Linked DNA regions of Mus musculus: region 2 is linked to region 1. The links are chromatin contacts, found by POLR2A ChIA-PET in ENCODE. All regions are on one chromosome and are shown on one strand. Each heading gives the region's core, a stretch centred on a gene start or an enhancer-like site at or near the end of the contact. The rest is flanking DNA. Distances are from core to core; before and after follow the strand shown.

Evidence for each region. ChIA-PET counts read pairs that join two places held with the same protein, here RNA polymerase II (POLR2A).
Region 2: POLR2A ChIA-PET joins it to region 1 with 11 read pairs in embryonic stem cell. The contact joins the promoter of Smc3 here to the enhancer-like site in region 1. POLR2A ChIA-PET finds 5 or more read pairs at or near these places in 4 of 5 experiments (Patski and embryonic stem cell).

The regions. Positions count from the first base shown.
Region 1 is chr19:53,556,072-53,558,771 of GRCm38, reverse strand. No RefSeq gene overlaps it. Among named protein-coding and RNA genes, the nearest start is that of Dusp5, 28 kb to the right of the region's middle. Within about 2 kb of position 1,396, at least 1 of the 3 ENCODE cell types and tissues checked has a DNase peak (open chromatin) inside an H3K27ac peak, as active enhancers do.
Region 2 is chr19:53,599,080-53,601,779 of GRCm38, reverse strand. Smc3 (structural maintenance of chromosomes 3) reads right to left here and starts at 1,384. Exons shown (of 29, transcript NM_007790.3): 1 at 1,226-1,384; 2 at 222-297. The coding sequence starts at 1,240.

The DNA of each region.
Region 1 (2,700 bases), core at 147-2,646:
CAGGGCATTCGAAGTTCTCTTCTGACAGTATGTATGACAGCACACTCACATACACGCCAGCAAAACATTCATGAATAATAATAACAATAACAACAACAGCAATAATAATAATAAATGCCAGCTTGATGGTGGTGTCACATGGCTTTAATCCTAGCATTTTGAGTCAGAGGTAGACAGATCTCTGTGAGTTCGAGCCCAGGTCTACAGAGCAAGTTCCAGGACAGCCAAGGCTACATAGAGAAACCCTGTCTAGAAAAAAACAAACAAACAAAAAAAAACCAAAACCCAGCTTCCAGTTCACTGTCCTTATTTAGTCGTTTTTCTTATAATTCCACGTAGAACAATCAATCCACTTTCGGGAGCCGTGGTACCCACTATAAAAGGAGGAAGATGGAGATTAGGGTCCCAGAGCCCTTTGAGTTTCTGACTCCTATGAATTTGGAAGGTGTGTATGGGAAAGACTGATACCCCAACTCCGACCCCAACTTGTTAGCATTCTGTCTAAACTCCATCTCACAGTCATCTGGCAACAGCCAGGTATGCTCCTCCCCACAGTTACCTGGCAACAGCGGGGGGTAGGCGACCCACTATAAAAGGCGCTGCCCCCCTCCTCTTTCCCTTGCTCTCATGCTCCCCCCTCTCTCCCCATTCCCTTCCCCCCTCTCTCTCCACGTGCTCATGGCCGACCTCTGTTTTTCTCCTCTACGCCCCCCACCCCTGCCTTTCTCTGCCTCCACTACCCTCTTAACTCTCCTCCCCACGCCCTAAATAAACTCTATTCTGTACTATACCGTGTGGCTGGTCCCACGGGGGGAAGAGTTGACTCCGCATGGGCCCGCTGAGACATCCCCTTCCCCATACCTCACCACACCCCTATAGAACATATCTTATATCGCTTTATCCTTTTATAAACACGCCACAACTCCCGTGCCCTCTCAACCATAGCCACCAGGACTTCTACTCTAGGAGCTACAGGGACAAGTCCACGTGGATTAGGAGGGGACTCCTTGAGAGTGCCTGCCTGGAGACTGGGGGTGCTAGGATGGGGGTGGAATGCTCCTTCCTGCAGCATCTGAACCCCGGGGCAAGGCTAGGGACGTCCCCTGCATGGAACCCAGGAGGAGCATGTGGCACAATCACCAGCCCGGGAATGCAGCTCAGGCAGTTCCCACGGGCTCCCTGCTCAGGGTGGGACCCCTTGCTTTGGCGGGGCCATTGGAATCACACCTGGCAAAATATTAATTACTGTTGCTTCCAAGGTCCCACCAGTCACAGCGGTGGCAGGCCCTGCCCAGGAAGTCCAAATAATCGGCATCGCTGGTATTTTAGTCACCCCTGTGGGGAGTTGGGTCACCTGACTCCACAGCTGCTCCTAGGCAGTCTCTGGCAGAACCACTTCCCGGAACCCTGCGGAAAGCAGGGGGCCTAGGCGGGGCGCGTTGGATTGGGGACGTGGAAGACTTGGGGGAAAACTTGCCATCTAGACGCCCCCTCTTTAATCCTAGCAGCCATACTTTATTTTACCAAAACAGGTTGAGAAATCTAAGAAAATTGCCCGAAGTCCCAAGCTGGCAAGAGACAAGGCTGGGACACTTTCCACTAATGGCAGGTAATTTCACAGGCCGGAAAAACCACTCCAGCCTAATCAGCGGTTGAGCATATTGAGAACGTGAGAAAGCAGTGGGCAGAAGAGTGGAATAGGGATGACACTAGACCTGTGTACACGCCCTCTTCTGGTGGCATGGAAAGGACCCCTGGAAGAGAGAGGGTGGGGGAAGAAGGGAAAGGAGGTGGGGAGGGTCACCTTACATTCCCCTCCTACCCTCTCTGAATTGTGGGAATTGAAGCAGACAGCTTCCCCAAAGCCCATTGAGATAAACTTCATTAGCAGCGTTAAAATGTCAATGAGTTAACCATTAGCATTCCAAATAATAATTCCAGATTCCGAAGTGGTTTTTGTTAAAGGATGTTCATAATTTATAAACACACGCCACTCTGTGAGCCTCCTAAATCCAGCTGTTAAGAAGGGTGATTGTCGGGCTGGTGAGATGGCTCAGTGGGTAAGAGCACCCGACTGCTCTTCCGAAGGTACGGAGTTCAAATCCCCGCAACCACATGGTGGCTCACAACCATCTGTAACAAGATCTGATGCCCTCTTCTGGAGTGTCTGAAGACAGCTACAGTGTACTTACATATAATAAATAAATCTTTAAAAAAAAAAAAAAAAAAAAAAGAAGGGTGATTGTCGATTGTTAATAACAGCACAAGGTAGGGCACACAGCTATGTACACAGACCCTAACAGCTGTTCACAGGAACTTAAAAGAAAGGGGAGAGAATGAGGGAGGAGGGGAAGGAGGAGGAGAGAGAAGAGGGGAGGGGGGAAGGTGAGAGGGAGGAGGAATCAAGGAAGGGCTACATCTAATGCATAGAAACCAGACTGACTGGAAACATTCAATACTGACAGTGGGTGTCTGTGGGTAGAAATTGTTTTTTTTTTTGTTTTTTTCTTTTTTTCCTTTCGTTTTCTGGGACAGGATTTCTCTGTGCAGCCCTGACAGTTCTGGAACACTCTCTGTAGACTAGCTCCTTGAGTGCTAGGCTGGTATCAAAGGCAGGCACTGCCACCATTTAGAATGAAAACTACCTGTACCTTATTTGAAAGAGAAGCGTGTCACACTCGTGTCATACACCAGTGGCCA
Region 2 (2,700 bases), core at 135-2,634, 43 kb before region 1:
CACTACTTAACTTACACCACTGGGCTCCAAAATGATTTATCCGTCTGAGTTACACAAAAATTTTATTTTTATAAAATAAGCAATTCATCGGTGCAGACACGAAACAGGTAATCCCATGGAGGAATATTAACATTCAAAGACAACTCCCGTCTCCCCTGGCCTGTCACGTCTATCGGTAGCAATTCTAAGTCTAACATGGTAAACCAAGAACACTTACTTACCGATGACATTATGTTTGGAGCTGAAGGGATCTACAATTGTTTGGTCTCGGTAACTTCGGAAGCCCTGGATGATCACCTATTAAAGAAGAGACAACCCTTGAGAACACAGAAAGCACTTCTAGGGCAACATTCTTTCCTTCTCCGTCTCTTGCTTCTCACGCAAGGCAAGACAGAAACGGTCCACTCGGCGGAGACCATTGCGATCGGGAGCAAGCAAGTTAAAGATTCGCTAAACCCCTTCCGACATGGCCTGCAACCCTTGCTGGTGCAGGGCTGCTCTGGGAGAAGCTCTCCAAACCCAGCGGCTTCGACCCCGAGCTCTGCACGACAGTAAAGGTCCAGACAGCAGGCAGGCGAGCGGGCGGGCGAGCGAGCTGGTCGCAGCTTGCCAGCCTGCGAGCCCAGTGAGAGGGCATCCTTCAGTCAAACCACTGGCCAGCCCCAATGAGTCCATTGAGAAAAAGAAATAAGATAATAAAAATTAAGTGAAAAGGGGATAGATAGGATCGCAACGCTCCGAGCCTGACCCGTCCAATAGAAAAACGTCGCCCAGCGCGTGTCCCGGGGGCTCGGCGCTCGCGCGCGGGAAGAGCATTTTGACAGAAGTAAACAACCGAGTGAGCAGGCGCGACGCGACCTGCTGCGAGGGTCCGCCCTGCTGGGGCAAAGCCTGAGGCAAGGCGGAGAGAGCCTGCAGCCCAGCCCGGGGCCTCGCGAAGGCGGTCCATGCACCGCCATGCCTGCCTGCAGAACGACGCGGCCTCCCAGCAGCTCGCAGCAGCCCGCGGCGCCCGAGGAAGCCGGGCCTCCGCCTGCAGCCCGCCGCGCCCGGTCCCGCTCGGCTCCGCTCGGCTCCACGCACCGCGCCCCGGGGGAAAGCGCCGACTGCAGCCCGGCGCTCGGCTCGTCAGGGCCCCGCTCCTCCCCGCCCCCCCAAGCCCAGGCCGGCCCTAACCCACCCGCGGCGCGCTCCGGGACACCCCGCCGCCTCTCACGGCCCTTACCTGCTTGATGTACATGGCTCCGCGCCCCTCGGCAGGGGGAAGGCGTCGCCTCAGCACCGCAGCAGCGCGGCCGCAGGCTCGGAAGACGAGCAAGACAGCCCCCTCCTCACAGCGCTCCGCTCGCTCCCGCTCGCTCCCCCTGTGGCCAAACAAAATGGCGGCGGCCGCGGAGGCGGGGCCCGCGCGTCGGGCGGAACCACGATGGAAGCGATGCGGATCGCAGGGGGAGTCTGGGCCGGTTCCACTCTGTCGCGTAGGAAAGGCCCCTCTCCCGCGGCCCTCTTAGACGGACCTGATCTGAGAAAAGGATTTTCTTATCCTCTTGTTTTGCTGAGAATCACTTGGGAGTCCGACTCGGAGGAGCCCCGCTCCAGAGGCCGGCAGGAACTACCTCCGGACGCACGGACTATGGTCGCGCCCGTGAGGGGCGGGGCCTGCTCGGCGCCAAAGCCTGGAGTGAGACGAGCGGAGCCAATCGCCGAGCGCGCCGGAGGTCACGTGGTCGCCGGGCCGCTTAAAAAGGACGTGGCCTGTCAGCCTAGCGCCCGACTTGAATGTAGGTCTCATTGTGACTGCCTGGGGTTCTGAGCTCAGAACCTCCGCGCTTCCATTATTCTCTTTATTAGCTCAGAGCGCCTCCTGCTGGTTCCGAGCCTCCTGACGGCTCTGAGAGAACTGGAGGACGCTAGGACATTTGAAGGGATTGATTTAGGGAGGTTGTCTTTAGTTTTCCAAGCCCCGATTTCACCTTGTAGCTAAGGATGACTTTAAACTCCTTATAGAAAGACCTGTACAATTGCCACAAATAAATTTCTTGAAATAGGTAAATTAAAAAAAAAAGAAAAAAGAAAAAAAAAAAAAAAAAGGAGCCGGGGTGGTGGTGCACGCCTTTAATCCCAGCACTCGGGAGGCAGAGGCAGGCGGATTTCTGAGTTCGAGGCCAGCCTGGTCTACAAAGTGAGTTCCAGGACAGCCAGGGCTACACAGAGAAACCCTGTCTCGAAAAGAAAGTAAGAGAGAGAAAGAAAAGAAATAGGTAGGTACTAGGGTCAGTCCCTAAATGTATAGGATTTTTTTTAGCCCTGGCTTTCCTAGAATTCGCTCTGTAGACCAGGCAGGCCTCAAACTCAGGATCTGCCTGCCTCTGCCTCCCCAGTGCTGGGATTAAAGGCTTATGCCATCACTGCCCGGCTAAATGTATACAATCAGTGTAGGGAGTAGAGTTCTGGGCAACTCTAAAATTGCCTACTGGGAAATAAACAAACAAACCTGGACGACCTAATAAGGTCCTGGTCACCATTCCTGCTTCCTGAGGCAGTTCTCACCCTCAACATGTCTACGAGGAAGGGCAAATCTTGTGCCCTACTGGGAATCCTTTATCTGAAACTCTGGCCAAATTCCACCCAAAGTTTGAGGGAAAAAAAAAAAAAAAAGAAAAAGTATTAAAAGAGAAAGAAAAGAAAGAAAGAAATTTA